5 separate regions of the Homo sapiens genome follow, and regions 1, 3, 4 and 5 are each linked to region 2. Evidence: chromatin contacts called from ENCODE Hi-C or POLR2A ChIA-PET data. All regions are on one chromosome and are shown on one strand. The core of a region is the stretch at or near the end of the contact, and the rest is flanking DNA. Distances in the headings are between cores, read along the strand shown. Region 1 holds the start of ORAI2 (ORAI calcium release-activated calcium modulator 2). Region 2 holds the start of KMT2E-AS1 (KMT2E antisense RNA 1). Region 3 holds the start of SH2B2 (SH2B adaptor protein 2). Region 4 holds the start of CBLL1 (Cbl proto-oncogene like 1). Region 5 overlaps SH2B2 (SH2B adaptor protein 2).

Region 1 (2,700 bases), core at 174-2,673, 2.6 Mb before region 2:
AGTGCACTCTGGGTGGCAACCCCCAATTAGCTCAGTGCAAGCTCTTCATGGTGCCATCCAACACCCTGGGCAGGGGCCAAGCAAGGTGGCCCATGCCTCTATGCCCAGCACTTTGGGAGGCTGAGGTGGGAGGATCACTTGAGCCCAGGAGTTCGAGACCAGCAGAGGCAACATAGCAAGACCCATCTCAATTTTTTTAAAAAATTTAAAAATTAGCTGGACATTGTGGCACATGCCTGTAATCCCAGTGCTTTGAGAGGCTAAGAGAGGATTGCTTGAGGCCAGGAGTTTAAGACCAGTCTGGGCAATACAGGAAGACTCTATCTCTAAAAAAAGAATTTTTTTTTTTTTTTTTGGCTGGGCACAGTGGCTCACATGTATCATCCCAGCACTTTGGGAGGCCGAGGCAGGCAGGATCACCTGAGGTCAGGAGTTCAAGACCAGTCCGGCCAACATGGTGAAACCCCATCTCTACTAAACATACAAAAAAGTAGCCAGGCTAGTGGCGTGCACCTGTAGCTCGGAGGCTGAGACAGGAGAATCGTTTCAACCCCGGGGTCGGGGGTTGCAGTGAGCCAAGATGGCACCACTGCACTCCAGCCTGGGTGACAGGGCAAAACTCCCTCTCAAAAAACAAACAAAAACAAATTTTTTAAAAACTACCACGGTGTGGTGGCTCCTGCCTACATGTAGCCTCAGCACTTTGGGTGACTGAGGGCAGAGGATCACTCGAGCTCAGGAATTCGAGGCTGCATTGAACCGTGATCGCACCACTGCAGTCCAGCCTGGGCGACAGAGCCAGACCCTGTCTCAAAAAAATAAAAAAAAAAATCCTGTGAAAACTCGGGCGTGGCCAGACGGATTCTCCCCTCCCCACCTTCCTTTCCCCTCCACTGCCCACCTGCACCCGCCCGCCCTGTCCCCACTCCCCGCCCCTCTACGCAGCCAGCGTCCAATGCTGGGCACCCCCCGAGGCTCACCCTGCCAAGCCTGGGGCTCCCCTTTTGCGCCCGGACCCAGGGGCAGGGAAAGCCCAGCTCGTGGTCTGTGGGTAGCCGGACCCCCGATGGGGCGGTGGGGGGCCTCGCCTTGACTCCCAGAGCTGGGGCCGGGGACAGGAGCTGGGGCAGGAGGGATGCGCGCGGGTCGGGGTCTTCCCACCTCCCCTGCTCCTCTCCCTCGCGCGATCCCGGGGTGGTTCCAGGTGAGGCGGGGACCCCCACCCCCCCACTCTCCGAGGAGGCGCCGCCAGCCCCGCCCCTCCCGGCCCGGCGGGTGACGTGGCCGCGGCTCTCCCGCGGGTGGGTCACGTGTTGGCGGCGCCTGGTTGCCTTGGCAGCGGCTGCGGCGGCCGCGGGGGCGGGGTGGAGGCGGGGCCGGGGGACCCCGCGCGACCGGCGGAAGGAGGGAGGGGGCCGCGCTCGGCGCCCCGGCCGGGCCACTGGGCCACAGGCCACGCGGCCACGCAGTCCGAGCGGGAGCCGAGCCGGGCGGGGCGAGGGCAGCTCCGGTGAGTGTGGCGGCGCGGGGGCCTGGCGCGGGGAGCGGGGTCCCTGCGGCTGGGGGGGCCGGAATTGGACCGGGGACGCTCGGCGGGGAAGGGGACGACTGTAGGCTGCCCGGGCGCGGTCACTACCCATCCGGGGTTGGTGACCTCCACCCCGCGGGATCCCTGGCGGGGTGCGGCGCCCAGAGGATCAGGGTCGGCGGCGCAGCCGGTTCCGGACACCGGGGCGTCCCTGGGGGAGGGACAGGGATGCAGCCTAGCGCCCCTGGGAGGCCCCCTCCCAGTGCGCCTGCTGGAGAGAGACACTCGCCATTGCCGGTGCCCCAGATGCTTAGAGGAAGTCAAACTCCAAGACCGCCCTCTGGAAATGTGTCCAGTAGGCCAGCCAGGAAGAAAAGCTCATCTCTAGAGAGGGGATCGCGTTATTCTACAAGACCTGTTTTCTCGGACTGCTCATTAAAGCAAAAAAAAAAAAAAAAAAAAAAAAGCAACCCCACAAGGTTCAGTCCCGGAGCATCCTCTAGGGTCTGTGCCACCTGACAGAAGTACAGGGCTCCATCCTGCCCCACCCCACCCCCTGCCTGGGATCCAGTGTGAGGCCCAGACTCTGTCCCTCCCCCTGGGCCACCGGGCCTGGCACACACAGTTGGCATTGGGAACATAAAGGATGGATTTGAACCCCCTCCTGGGCTGCTCCTTCGAGACCTGGAGACCTGTCTCAAGACCCAGCTCCAGGCAGACAGACATCGTTTCCTCCACAATCCCACCCACTCTGGGGACATCTGCAGGGCCTCACCGATGGGGCATGGGAGGCCTGGCGGCTCCCAGGAAGCCACCCTCAGCCCTCACTGCCCTGAGCTCTTCACCTCCACTCTCAGACCTGAGCCCAGCCCACCCTTACTGATGGGGCATCCCTCTTGTTCACCCTTCCTTCCTTTGGAGGCCACCAGGCTCTCCCTTGCGTCCCACTCCTGCCAGTCGGCCAGCCATTTCCCTGGGTTGAACTGTGGTCCCAAACCAGAATGATCTAGCAGTGCCCAGACCGTTCCACTCACCAATTTCTTCCATTCTCCTGTGGCTGGACGCCCAGTCATGCTGCCCAGACCCTCTGGCTCATTCCACAGCCCCAGGCTCCAAGTGTCTTCCACCCACATCTCCCTGCCCCCTCCACCCCCCAGGTGGCAGCCAGTCTT
Region 2 (2,782 bases), core at 130-2,629:
TGCAGCCCGGTCACATGCGCTGCGGCGGTGGACGTGCCTCTCCCCCCGCGCCCCAAAGAGACCCAGCGCCATCTTGCCCTGACGCAGTTACAAAAGTCACGGGAGAAATCCTGTCTCCTCCTCCGCGCCAGCGCCCCAAAGTTTTGCAGAGGCCGAGCCGGGGCCCTCACCTCGCGCAGGGACAGTAGAAAATGGTCAGGGAAGAGCCTTGCGATTCCCTTCGCCACTGCTTGGGTTCCATATCGGCCGCGGCAGCAACGATCACCATCGTCACTTCTCCCTCTCTACCTTTGCAACAGCCTCCCCCTACGGCTTTGGCCCCACCCGCTGCTGCAGGATGAGGTCATCGCCAGCCAACCACGACGCGCCCGACAGGACACATCAGGCGCTGATTGGCTGCCGAGACCGCCTCTGCCTCTCCCCACTCCGCTTCCCCCAGCGCTCTGGGTCGCTGCGGGGCAAGGGGAAGACGGAAACCATTTCGGGGAAAGACCCCCAAAACAAGAGCCGGAATCGCCGTGTCATTTTAGTGGGGAAACCCTTCTTTTATTCTTTGGTCTCCCCCTTTTTTCTTCGAGATCACTGTCTGTCCCTCCCTCGTTTAATCACCGCCATATAAAGGAATTCCCACTCCCCTCCCCGCACATTGTCCCACCGGTGGGGAAATCCTTCCCCGAGGCCAAGAGAAGTATAGGAGGCAGCGACGGCAACTGCACCGACGGCAACGGCAGCTTTTTACCCCGAAGCACGGTGGCAGGGAGGCGGCGTTGACGGTGGCTGCATTTTTCCGGCTGCTTCTCCCCCCGACCTCTTCCGTTTCTTGCTCCTCCATCGAGACAGCACTAGACTCGCCAGCTCCGCTTTTATCCGGTGCCCGGAGCCTGCGCACTGGAGCCTCCTCAGCCCCTAGTGGGCGTCGAGTGACACCCCAACCGGGTTCACCCAGCGCTGGAGGCCAGACTGGGCTGGGGGAGGAGGGGGAGAGGAACGGGGAGACGGGACTGGGGTTGTTTGGGAGGGGGAGAAGGTGTATCGCTTTCGGAGGGTGACGGGAGGGAGTTCGTTCCCAAGCCCTGCTGTCCTTGTTCGTGCACCCAATACTGGCATGCCCAAGCTCACCTATATCCAGACTTGAGGGCCACTGGGGGAAAGGGGGAAAGAACCAGTCCCACCGAATACCGACACTTCCTCAAACCTTCGGTGGATTGTTGAATGCATCTGTTGTCAGAAAGACAGAGATTCCGTCCCCCTCACCGCCTCCAGTTTGCTATCTTCGAGCCTCCGCGGAGAGGCAACGGCGGGCGGCAGCCCACAAGCAAAATGGCGCCGGGCAGCTTCATCCCCTCCCCCTCTGCCCCTGCGGAGCGGGACGGGCGTACCCCGTGCACTTGCCGCCGCCGCCGCCGCCGCCGCGGCCGCCGCCGCCGCCGCCGCCATTTTCCCAGAGCGAGAGGCAGTGACACTGAGCGGGCGCAGGGGGCCGAGTCGGAGACCGTGCCGGAGTTCGGGAGCGGCAACAGAGTGGGCATAGACACTCCGAGCAGCCTCGCCGTCGTCTCTGCGTTCCTGTTGACTGCCTGGCTGCCCCCTCCCCTACTCCTCGGTTCCTGGTGAAGAGGCTGCGCGCTGCTGTTTGGGGAGGGGGTGTGTGGAGCCGGGTCCTGTGTCCGCAGTGGCTGCTGTCGGGGGGTCGCCTGTTCGCGGAGGTGCGGAGAGACTCCTTGGGGGTCGAGCACATAACGGGGTTCGGGTGTCTCGTGTGTGAACATCACAGGTTAGTGCCTGTCGTCTCCATGGGAGTTCCTGGGGCTTGCGGGGTTGGGGTACTTGTGTTTCAAGGGGGAGGGAGGTCTCTCATCTTTATCCTTAAGCTGGGGGAGCCGACGTTGACTCTCAGGTGTCTTTGCCGGCGCAAGACGTTGCTTGCTTAAATCGAATTTATTCTTTCTTCTCCCTGACCCTAGAAATGGAGCATTATGGCGGGTTTTAGGGTTGGGAAAGGGGTAACTGGCAGTTAAACCCCCTTGAGAGTGGGGGAGTTAGGGAGGGGGCGCACTCCTCATTGGCAGCGGGTTAAGGCCGCTTGAGTGAAGACGGAGGCTTGTGACTGTTAGTAGGGTTTGTGTCGAAGTGGTCCCAGGAGCTGCCAGCGCTCCCTTTTCTCAACCGCGTCTTGTTCAGGTGCTGAAAAGCCATATAGGCCCCATTTTCTTCTTCCATTTCTTGACGGGCAGTCTCTGGTATAATGTGCACATGAATACGAAGGGGGTAAGAAGAACGCCCTGGGCATCTCTCTTTGTGGGAGAGCGAGACAGCTAGCTCCTCATCCTCTCCTGGAGAGGGTAAACCCGCCCCTGAAGTGGTCACCCCAGTACCCAGCCTTCTCAGTCTCCTCCCCCACTCCTTTTGCATTACCGCCGTCCTTTACTGTGCCGGAGCCTTAGGATCTACAATATGGCTCATTTCAGAAAAGCTTATTTTGACCAAGGGATTGGCACAAATTCTATGGCAGCAGACACAGATGAGAAACAAACGGTTCACTGTGCTAAACGGGGTGGGGGTGAGAAAAAAACAATCCAGAGTGCTCTCTTCTACTGGCCTTAGTTCCGTATAGATCCGTCCTTGCTGGGCTCTGTCTTAAGAACGATACAATTTAAAGTCAAAGAGGAATCGCTAGAGTTAGCTCTAGAGTAAACCTCGTTTTGCCTATTTTGTTCCCTTTTTAGAGATGTGAATAAGGTAAGGTGTTTGGAGTTCTGGAGACCTTGGAGAGAATTAAGTG
Region 3 (2,700 bases), core at 6-2,505, 2.7 Mb before region 2:
TGGAAGCCCCACCTTTCCATCCCTAAGAAGGGTTTGATAAAAACCCTTGTCTGTAAATTAGAGATGGGAAATGGCTCTGGGAAAAGTCAGAGGTCAGTTTGGGCCCGGGAGGGCGACAGATGGAGGCAGCTCCGGCTGGCAAGGAGACCAGGACAGAACTGCCAGAGGTGGGGGCAGGGGACAAGGAGGGAGATGAGGGGAGAAGACACCCAGGGGTCCCCCCCTGCTATCTCCAGGAGCAAGACTACTCTCTTCTCTGAGCGGCCCTTTCCACACCTCTGCCCCCACCGAAGCCCTCCCTCCCCTCTCAGACCCCTTCCAGGCCTGCTGAGCCCCCTGCACCTCTTTCAGGAAGCCTCCCAGAGCCCCCGCGCTGTGCCCTCAGCACCAGGGGTCAGGCTACAAATGCCCCGCAAAGCCCAGCGGGACTGTTTCCTCAGCCCCACTGGTCTCTGCCCTAAAGCAGGCGAGTTCTGGAGCCAGGCAGGGGTGAGGAAGGTGCCAGGGTTGTGGCCCCTCATCGCCCCTCTATGATCTCTGACACCTCTCCGGGTGGCATCAGGCCCCCATCACAGCGAAGGCTGGGTGGTGGGGGCACTGCGCTCAGGGGGGCCGTCCCGCCCTGTGGCCCGGGGGCGATTTCCCGCACCGGAGGGCTGCAGGGAGGGGGCGTGGTGGCGCCCTCGAGATTTATGAGAACCAGGCGTCGACTTCCTCCGTTGCGACATCCAGGCCTCCTCCAGGCTCCCATTGTCCCTGCTGCGGAGAGTCTGGCCACAGCGGCGGCTCCCGCGAAGCACCCGTCAGCGAGGGGCGCTTCGAGGGCGTCCGCGTCCCATACACCCGCCACGCAGGACATTCCCCCGGCCCCACGCTCCGCGCTCCCGGGGCCACCACCACCGCGGGCTCGAGGGGTGGCCTCCACGAGGAGGAGTGGGAGTCCCGCGCCTGGCCTGGGGCCGGCTCGGCGACATGGGGACCCCCGCCCAGATGGGGCGACTCGGAGCCGGCTCCTAACCCCTCTCTCCGGGCCCCAGGACCGGGCAGTCTCGGCACCGCAGCTGCGGGGAGCCAGCAAGCACCGGCCACCGGCGCCGCTCGGGCTCCGCGGATGGCCGGGGGCGGGGCCTGAGCGGCGCAAGTGGGGGCGGGAGGGGGCGGGGCCAGGACGCGCGAGGGGGGGCGGGGCCGGGGCTCGCGGCGGGGGCGGGGGCGGGGCGGGGCCGGGAGGCGCGCGCCTCGCGGGCGGAGGGGCGCGCCGCGCTGGGGCTGGGCTTGGAGCGCGCGGAGCTCGGCTGCCAGAGAGCCGCGCGGGGGACGCGCCGGGACCGCGAGGAGCGCAGGAGCCTTCGAGGCGGTGAACGAGGGAGGGAGCCCAGTCCGCCGCGGGCCATGAGCCACCGGGCCCGGGGAGCCCGGCCGCGGTCCGGGCAGCGCTCAGCCGGCGCCCCAGCCCGCTCGGCCGCAGCTGCGCGCCTGTAGGTATGGCCTCCTTATACCCAGTTCCTCGCTCCCTGGTCCTTCCCCCGGGACCCCTGTCTGTCCCCGGGGACGTGCGCTGTGTGCGCACCGCTGCCCGAAGGAGAGCGGCCGCACGCGCCTTGGTCCGCGCGTGTCGTCTTTGTGTGCGCGGGTGGGAGGGAGGAGGGCGCGCGAGGGAGGGGAGGCGCCCCCGGCTGGGATCTGCTCCCCGATCCCCATCCCGGGCGGGGCGGGGAGCCGCTGGAGGGGCCGAGCCGCCTCTGGAGCAGCTGCGCCCCCGCCCCCTGCTAGGGCCCCGGCCGGGTAGTGGGGCGAGAGCAGCCGGGTCCTTAGAGGAGGGGTCTCTGGTTGGGGGAAGGGGTGCCCAGGTCTCTTCCCTACGCTGGGAGCGCTGGGAGGGGGCGTCAACCTAGAATGAGGGTGAGGGCCACGGGATGGGATCGGGGAGGACCTCCTCCAGGCCACAGGCACGCCCTCCCTTTGGCCCAGGCCCCCCTTTCTCGACCTGCCCAGCCGGGGAGCTCCCCGGAGCCCCCGATTGCCGGGAGGATCGTGGAGGGTGCCCAAGAGGCCGGCGCCTTTAAGAAGGGGCGGGTTCGTGCCCTCCATTCAGGCCCTTGGGCCTCGGCCATTGATGAACCTGCGGGCTGCGCGGGCCGGAACCGCGCCAGCCCAGCGGGCTGAAGCCGGGCAGAGGCAGGGACGCATCCTGGCCCCCTGCAGCCCCGAAGTGGGGGCCTTCAGGGAGGGAAGTCTGCAGTGACTGGAGCCTCTCAGGAGCCACGCAAGGCAGACCGGGCAGCCCCAGGCGAGACTCTGAACACGAATAAGCCAGGATCTACGTGCACTTCGAGCTAGTGCAAGGGAGAGCCTCAGGCTAGGCTGTCAGACCTGGGTGGAGCCCTACCAATGCCCCCGAGCCAACATCACCTACCCTGTAAAATGGGATGGTGCTGCCTGCCTCCTGGCTAAGGGACCGGCAACTCCCGGCAGGAATTGCGTCCCAGAGTCAGGTCCCTGGAGCTCCTCTGGGAGGACTGGGGGCAGGGGGTGTGGTTTCCCCAAGAGGTTTTGACTGCCTCTTGAGCTGAAGCCCCCACTACTGTGTCCCACCTTGAACTCTCCCAACCTCTTCCCTCCTGGCCTCCCCACTCCACGCAGGAAGAGGTTGGGAGAGTGACCTAGAACTTTTCAGCTCCAGGAGCTTTGGGAGAGGTC
Region 4 (2,729 bases), core at 42-2,541, 2.7 Mb after region 2:
GCACTGAAAGCTTGAATAACCCAAGGTAATGATGTCGTCACCAAGGGAGGACAAGAATAGAACCCAAATCCCTTGACTCCCAAGCTTGTGTTTTCCATTAATTGTGCTCCTTTCTATTCATCCAAGAGCATCAAGTGTAAAAGGCTGGAGAAAGGAGTGGACACAAATGAGCCAAGTCCGCAAGGTGGAGACTGCACTGAAGGTCCTAGGAATCGCCCCTTGGCACTTTCCTTTTGTGTTGGCTGAGGAAGATGAAAGCAGCAACAACCACAAACTCCTGGGACCAAGAACTGGAACTAGGTACTGCTTGTTGTGGTAACTCTCTTCCTCATTTTAGGCCTTTCCTTTTTAACCTCTCCTTCCGGCCAAGCCTTCGCGCTCTCTTCCCCTCCCTCGGTTTCTATCCGCTCCCGTTAGCTCCACTCCGCACATTCCTGCAAGGTGTCCCCGTTAAGAGGAGGCAGCTGCGCCGCACTGGCTCTCCACCCTCCATCCGGCCCTGGCGCCCAGTCGTCAGGTGTTCGAGAGGTTCGTAGCGTCACAAGCGCTCTCCCTAGAAAGTGAGTGGCAGTCAAGCATTATAAACGTGTTTCAACTGTAAAGAGACTTAAGAGATGGGAACCGGGGCATATACCAAGTTAGCTCTGCGTGGGTCTAGGTAGCTCGTCACGACAAAGCAAAATTTAGACAAGCGTTGAGACTTTCCTTCTAGCTCCGAGTTTCACAGCTCCGCCATCCCCTGAGCAACCTCCCACTGGAGGGCGCCTTCCGGAGCGCGCGTGTTTACACTTTTGCTACACCAGGCGGAGGAAACAAGCGCTCGCTGACCCCGGGGGATTCCAAACCGTTACTCCGCCCGCCGGGGTGGGGCCAGCGCAACGGCCGAGCCTGCGCAGCCAGCCGGCTCCGGGGGCCCCGCGCACTACAAGTCCCAGAAGGCAGCTCTCCGCGGGGCGGGCAGTCGCCTTATCTGCTTCTGGCTCATTTTTACCACTGCTCTCCCCTTCCCCGGTCCCCCTGGTGTCCTTTCCACAGTTAAAGGCTACTTTCTCTTGAAGCACATGAGGAGAAGCCTTAGCAACCTCAATACCGAAGTTCTTCGCGCGCTCGCTCTTTCTGCCTCCGCCCGAACTATGCCTGAGTCCCTCACAGGAGTTGGATAGTAGAGGCGAGAGAAGGAAGTCTTTGCAGGCCAAAATTGGGACAACCTGCTTGGACTTCCGCCTCCCGGCCTCCGGAAGGCAGTGCGCACGCGCTCGCTGCGACTCCGGCGCGGTTGACTTCCGCTCCCACTGTGCTCTGCGAGCCGAATCATGGATCACACTGGTAAGGAGGCGGAGGCAGTGGGGGTCCCGGTTCCAAGCCCCCTTGGCCGGCCTGGGGCTGGTCGCACAGCAGGCAAAAGGGATTATGCTCGCCCCACAACACTAGGGTGTGGCAGTGAGAAGAAATCTCACAGATGCCTTCCTGTGCCCGGCAGGGGCCTGCGGTTTCCTGGCCTACCGTCTGGTGTGGTACCTACCTCCTCCGTGCCGGCAACAACCGCTCCTACTCTGGTTCTGCTGAGCTCCGAGCCCGGACCAGTGGGCGATGTAGGCCTTCGGGAAGGGAGAGCCCCGGCTCTGTTTTATTTAGCCCAGCTGCTCTGGCCTACGTTATGGAGACTGGCGGGTAGATTGCGGTCTCCGAGTCGCGGAATCCTCTTTACGCTGGGAGTGGACGGGCGAGAATGGGTTGGAGACTTCCTGCTGTCTCAGTCAGCTTTGGGCGGGTGCTGCAGTGGTCACCCCCTGTCGTCTCTCCGATCCTTTATGGACTAGAGGGGTGAAAGAAGGGAGTCTGATAGAGTTTTTGGAATCAAACTCGGAGCAGTTTTTCTACCTAAACCAAAAGCATGCCCCGCGCTTCGGCTGAGGTCCTTACTCATCATTTGAGGGTATTTACAAAGAGGAGTTTAAAATCAAGGCATTCTCATACTTTTCTCCAAGTAAGAGTGGCTCCACCCTTTGTTATGTATTTTCTGGCTTTTGCTTCTTTGTGGTTCTTGGATATTGAATGAGTGCTCTTGGAGTTATGTGCCCCATACATTTATAGCGACCGTATCACAAATAGAGAAAAAAAGGCTTTTTCTTGAGTATTGAGTTGTCCTCACTCATCAGATATCTACTTGGTTATATAATTAGGTGTGTATGTTTATTTATGTAGGTGTGTATGTTTATTTATGCAAGATACATGCAGATATCTATAGGTCGGGAGATGGAAGATGGAATGGTAAACGAGACGGACCAGGTCCGTGATAGAACTTCTGTTTTATGGAGGAACACAGACAATACGTTCTTTTTTTTTAAATTTATTATTTTTTTAATGTTTGCGGATTATTTTGAAGAAAATAAACGAGTGCTGTGGAGAGATTCATAGGACGAAATTTCAGAGAGGGTTGTTAGGAATGGTCTTTGTGGAAGCTAAGATCTGATGGATGAGAAGAACCCAGCCCTGGGAAAAAAGCAAGAGGAAGAGCATTTCCAGCAAGTGCGAAGGCACTGAGGTAGGAAGATACAGTGAAGTCAGCTGCAGCCTCCTAATAGCCAGAGGGTAGGAGTCCTGAAGTGAGATTGGAAAGGAGGGCAGCAGGCACATCATTCAGGTCATTGAAAGCCGTGGTAAACGTTTGAATTTTAATTTAAGTGAATATGAAGCCATTGAACAGAAGTGGAGGAGGAACACAGTCT
Region 5 (2,700 bases), core at 201-2,700, 2.7 Mb before region 2:
CAGAAGCCATTGCCTGGCACCTTAGATTTCCCTCTCACACAGCCTTTGAGGTGCCAGCCCTGGTGAGTCAGGTCTCTGGCTTCCTGCCTCCTCACCCCTGCAGGAAGAGCCTCCTGAACCCCAGGTCCCCTCATTGCCCTATGCCAGGCCAAGCCCTGGGGACCCAAGGAACAATGAGGCCGGCCCCCCGCCATTAGGGAAACCACTGGGAAACCTGGTATTTTCAAGATGCTTGCAAATCTTACTGGGGTGAGCCCCGGAGGAAAAGCTTGGGCTACCTAAGTGTTCACCAGGTGGCCAGCACCCTGGAACAGCACTTTTGGAGGTTCAAGCTCTGTGGGCAAAGGCCTGGAGTTGTAAACAAGTTGACCATTCAGGCATGTGGGCACAGTGCGTTGTGGCTGGAGCAGGTGGGAGGAAGCTGGACCAGGACTGACGGACCTCAGATTCCAAACTGGGGAACCACAGCATCTCTGGCCAGCAGGATACCTGCTGAAGCTTCCAGTCCAGGCCTCCACTGCAGGCCTCTGTCTGCTCTGTCCCCAGCCCCGCTGGCCGGCACGATGGCCACACACCGGGGTTAGCCAGGCCCCGTTCATGCTTCAAGCCTAGCCCTGCACGCGCTGGACAGGGGCCAGTTCTTCCTGGAATTCCCATCTGCCTGCCCATCAAATGTGTGGCCTTTCCATTTCCTCCTAAGAAAGTTCCTGTCCTGGAGACAGCGCTGCTGGGAATCTCACTCAGGCCAGCCCCAAGGGGGCCTCAGGCTCACGGCAGGGAGCTTTGAGGCAGAGCGAGTGGGGCCAGGCACAGAGTGGCGGTCCCACAGAGCCCTGCCAGCTCACCTTGGATCAACCCTGCCCGCAGCGTTGTTGGGAACACTGGTCCCTTTTACTCACTCCAGGAAACAGTGAGCCCCGTTCTGAGTCGGGGGCTCCAGGCCCTGCTCTGGAAGGTCGGGTCTGTAGTAGGAGACCAGCATTTTTTCTTTAAGCAACCAGGTTTTAAGACCCATCATTTTTTATTTTTTTATTTTATTTTATTTTATTTTATATTTTGAGACAGGGTGTCACTCTGTCGCCCAGGCTGGAGTGCAGTGGTGCAATCTCAGCTCACTGCAACCTCCACCTCCCGGGTTCAAGTGATCCTCGTGCCTCAGCCTCCCAAGTAGCTGGGATTACAGGCACGCACCACCACGCCTGGCTAATTTTTGTATTTCTAGTAGAGATGGGGTTTCATCATGTTGCCCAGGCTGGTCTGGAATTCCTGACCTCAAGTCATCCTCCTTGGCCTCCCAAAGTGCGAAATTACAGGTGTGAGCCACCACACCCAGCCAAGACCAGCATTTTTTAAAACGTGAACTAGAATAGAATAGAAAATATCACACTCTATCCCACACAGGAAGGGTAACTATTGTCTGGTGAGATGTTTGTTTCAGAGATATTTTTACCTGCGTATGTGTGTATTGGGCCCCAGTGTTAAATGTATTTCTCACAATGGGTCAAGGTCAAAAATAAGAAAACCACAGATCTCGTGGGTGCATTGGGCAGAGGGCAGCCCAGGTGGGGTTTTCTCCTCAGGGCTTGGAGGTAGGAGGCTCAGATGTCAATTCTGGTTCTGTCCTGGACTTGCAAGGTGACTATAGGAGGAGGTCCTTTTTTTTTTTTCTTTTTTTTTTTTTTTTTTTGAGGCATCGTCTCACTCTGTCACCCAGGTGGGGGTATAGTGGTGCCATCATAGCTCACTGCAGCCTCGACCACCTCCCCTGATCAAGCGATCCTTCCACCTTAGCCTCCCAAATAGCTGGAACTACAGGCACTCATGCCACCACACTCGGCTAAGTTTTTTGGTCTCTTTTTGTTTCGTTTTTTTTTCTGTGAAACGGAGTTTCATTCTTGTCGCCCAGGCTGGAGTGCAATGGCGCAATCTCAGCTCACCGCAACCTCCGCCTCCTGGGTTCAAGCGATTCTCCTGCCTCAGCCTCCCAGATAGCTGGGACTACAGGCATGCACCACCACGCCTGGCTAATTTTGTATATTTTTTAGTAGAGATGGGGTTTCTCCATGTTGGTCAGGCTGGTCTCAAACTCCCGACTTCAGGTGATCCGCCCGCCTCGGCCTCCCAAAGTGCTGGGATTACAGGCGTGAGCCACCGCACCCAGCCCATTTTTTGGTCTCGAGTAAAGATAAGGTCTTGCTATGCTGTCCAGGCTGTCCTTGAACTACTGGACTCAGGCCATCCTCCTGCCTCGGCCTCCCAAAGTGCTAGGATTACAGGCATGAGCCACCATGCCTAGCCAGGAAAAATTTCTTTCTTGTTTCAAAGAAATGCCTTCCTCAGCTTCCCCCTCTGTGAAATGGGGATTGGGATACCTCTGTACCAGGGTGGCTGTGGCAGTCTATTTGAGGGCCACTCTAACACCTGGCAGCGGGGAGGGGATGGAAAGGGTGTCGGGAAATGCTGGGGCCACTCACTATCCTTCTTCTGGCCCCCAGGCCTCCAGGCCCAAGGTCAGCATCCCACTGTCAGCCATCATTGAGGTCCGCACCACCATGCCCCTGGAAATGCCAGAGAAGGATAACACATTCGTCCTCAAGGTGAGGTCTCACCCCTAACCTCAGAGATCCTCCAGCTGCCCCAGGCCACCTTCCCTTTAGGTGCTACAGCTCCCTAGGGGAGCGAGGGGAAGGAGCCTAAGGC

What was found. Hi-C counts contacts between places; a loop is a spot of excess contacts on that map. ChIA-PET counts read pairs that join two places held with the same protein, here RNA polymerase II (POLR2A). Pooled maps may share reads with other maps.
Region 1: a map of naive thymus-derived CD4-positive, alpha-beta T cell shows a loop between it and region 2 (5-fold over the local background). The contact joins the promoter of ORAI2 here to the promoter of KMT2E-AS1 in region 2. A Hi-C loop is called at or near these places in 1 of 168 maps with a recorded cell type or tissue (naive thymus-derived CD4-positive, alpha-beta T cell), 4 of 37 single-sample maps with no recorded cell type and 10 of 50 pooled maps. POLR2A ChIA-PET finds 5 or more read pairs at or near these places in 2 of 52 experiments (CD4-positive, alpha-beta T cell and activated B cell).
Region 3: a loop to region 2 is called in a pooled map, with 8 times the contacts of the local background. The contact joins the promoter of SH2B2 here to the promoter of KMT2E-AS1 in region 2. A Hi-C loop is called at or near these places in 1 of 168 maps with a recorded cell type or tissue (OCI-LY7), 1 of 37 single-sample maps with no recorded cell type and 5 of 50 pooled maps.
Region 4: a loop to region 2 is called in a map of naive thymus-derived CD4-positive, alpha-beta T cell, with 16 times the contacts of the local background. The contact joins the promoter of CBLL1 here to the promoter of KMT2E-AS1 in region 2. A Hi-C loop is called at or near these places in 2 of 168 maps with a recorded cell type or tissue (CD4-positive, alpha-beta memory T cell and naive thymus-derived CD4-positive, alpha-beta T cell), 1 of 37 single-sample maps with no recorded cell type and 14 of 50 pooled maps. POLR2A ChIA-PET finds 5 or more read pairs at or near these places in 1 of 52 experiments (CD4-positive, alpha-beta T cell).
Region 5: a pooled map shows a loop between it and region 2 (22-fold over the local background). The contact joins the enhancer-like site here to the promoter of KMT2E-AS1 in region 2. A Hi-C loop is called at or near these places in 1 of 168 maps with a recorded cell type or tissue (OCI-LY7), 1 of 37 single-sample maps with no recorded cell type and 3 of 50 pooled maps.

The regions. Positions count from the first base shown.
Region 1 is chr7:102,432,152-102,434,851 of GRCh38, forward strand. It overlaps ORAI2 (ORAI calcium release-activated calcium modulator 2), which reads left to right and starts at 1,424. Exons shown (of 4, transcript NM_001126340.3): 1 at 1,424-1,510. RefSeq lists silencers at 884-1,023, 1,054-1,833.
Region 2 is chr7:105,012,762-105,015,543 of GRCh38, forward strand. KMT2E-AS1 (KMT2E antisense RNA 1) reads right to left here and starts at 1,380. Exons shown (of 1, transcript NR_024586.1): 1 at 1-1,380. KMT2E (lysine methyltransferase 2E (inactive)) reads left to right here and starts at 1,444. Exons shown (of 27, transcript NM_182931.3): 1 at 1,444-1,774. RefSeq lists enhancers at 1-363, 453-992, 784-833, 1,154-1,273, 1,534-1,763 and silencers at 984-1,033, 1,384-1,473.
Region 3 is chr7:102,285,613-102,288,312 of GRCh38, forward strand. It overlaps SH2B2 (SH2B adaptor protein 2), which reads left to right and starts at 1,256. Exons shown (of 9, transcript NM_001359228.2): 1 at 1,256-1,482. RefSeq lists silencers at 574-1,153, 1,224-1,763.
Region 4 is chr7:107,742,851-107,745,579 of GRCh38, forward strand. CBLL1 (Cbl proto-oncogene like 1) reads left to right here and starts at 1,292. Exons shown (of 6, transcript NM_024814.4): 1 at 1,292-1,326. The coding sequence starts at 1,314. It overlaps CBLL1-AS1 (CBLL1 antisense RNA 1), which reads right to left and starts at 1,731. Exons shown (of 2, transcript NR_144537.1): 1 at 1,523-1,731; 2 at 1-553. RefSeq lists enhancers at 1-400, 401-919, 1,017-1,236, 1,587-1,766 and a silencer at 777-976.
Region 5 is chr7:102,304,226-102,306,925 of GRCh38, forward strand. SH2B2 (SH2B adaptor protein 2) reads left to right here. Exons shown (of 9, transcript NM_001359228.2): 3 at 2,496-2,597. Among named protein-coding and RNA genes, the nearest start is that of MIR4285, 12 kb to the left of the region's middle. RefSeq lists enhancers at 1,534-2,320, 1,781-1,940. Within about 2 kb of position 1,451, at least 4 of the 41 ENCODE cell types and tissues checked have a DNase peak (open chromatin) inside an H3K27ac peak, as active enhancers do; they include OCI-LY7, where a contact is called at or near this core.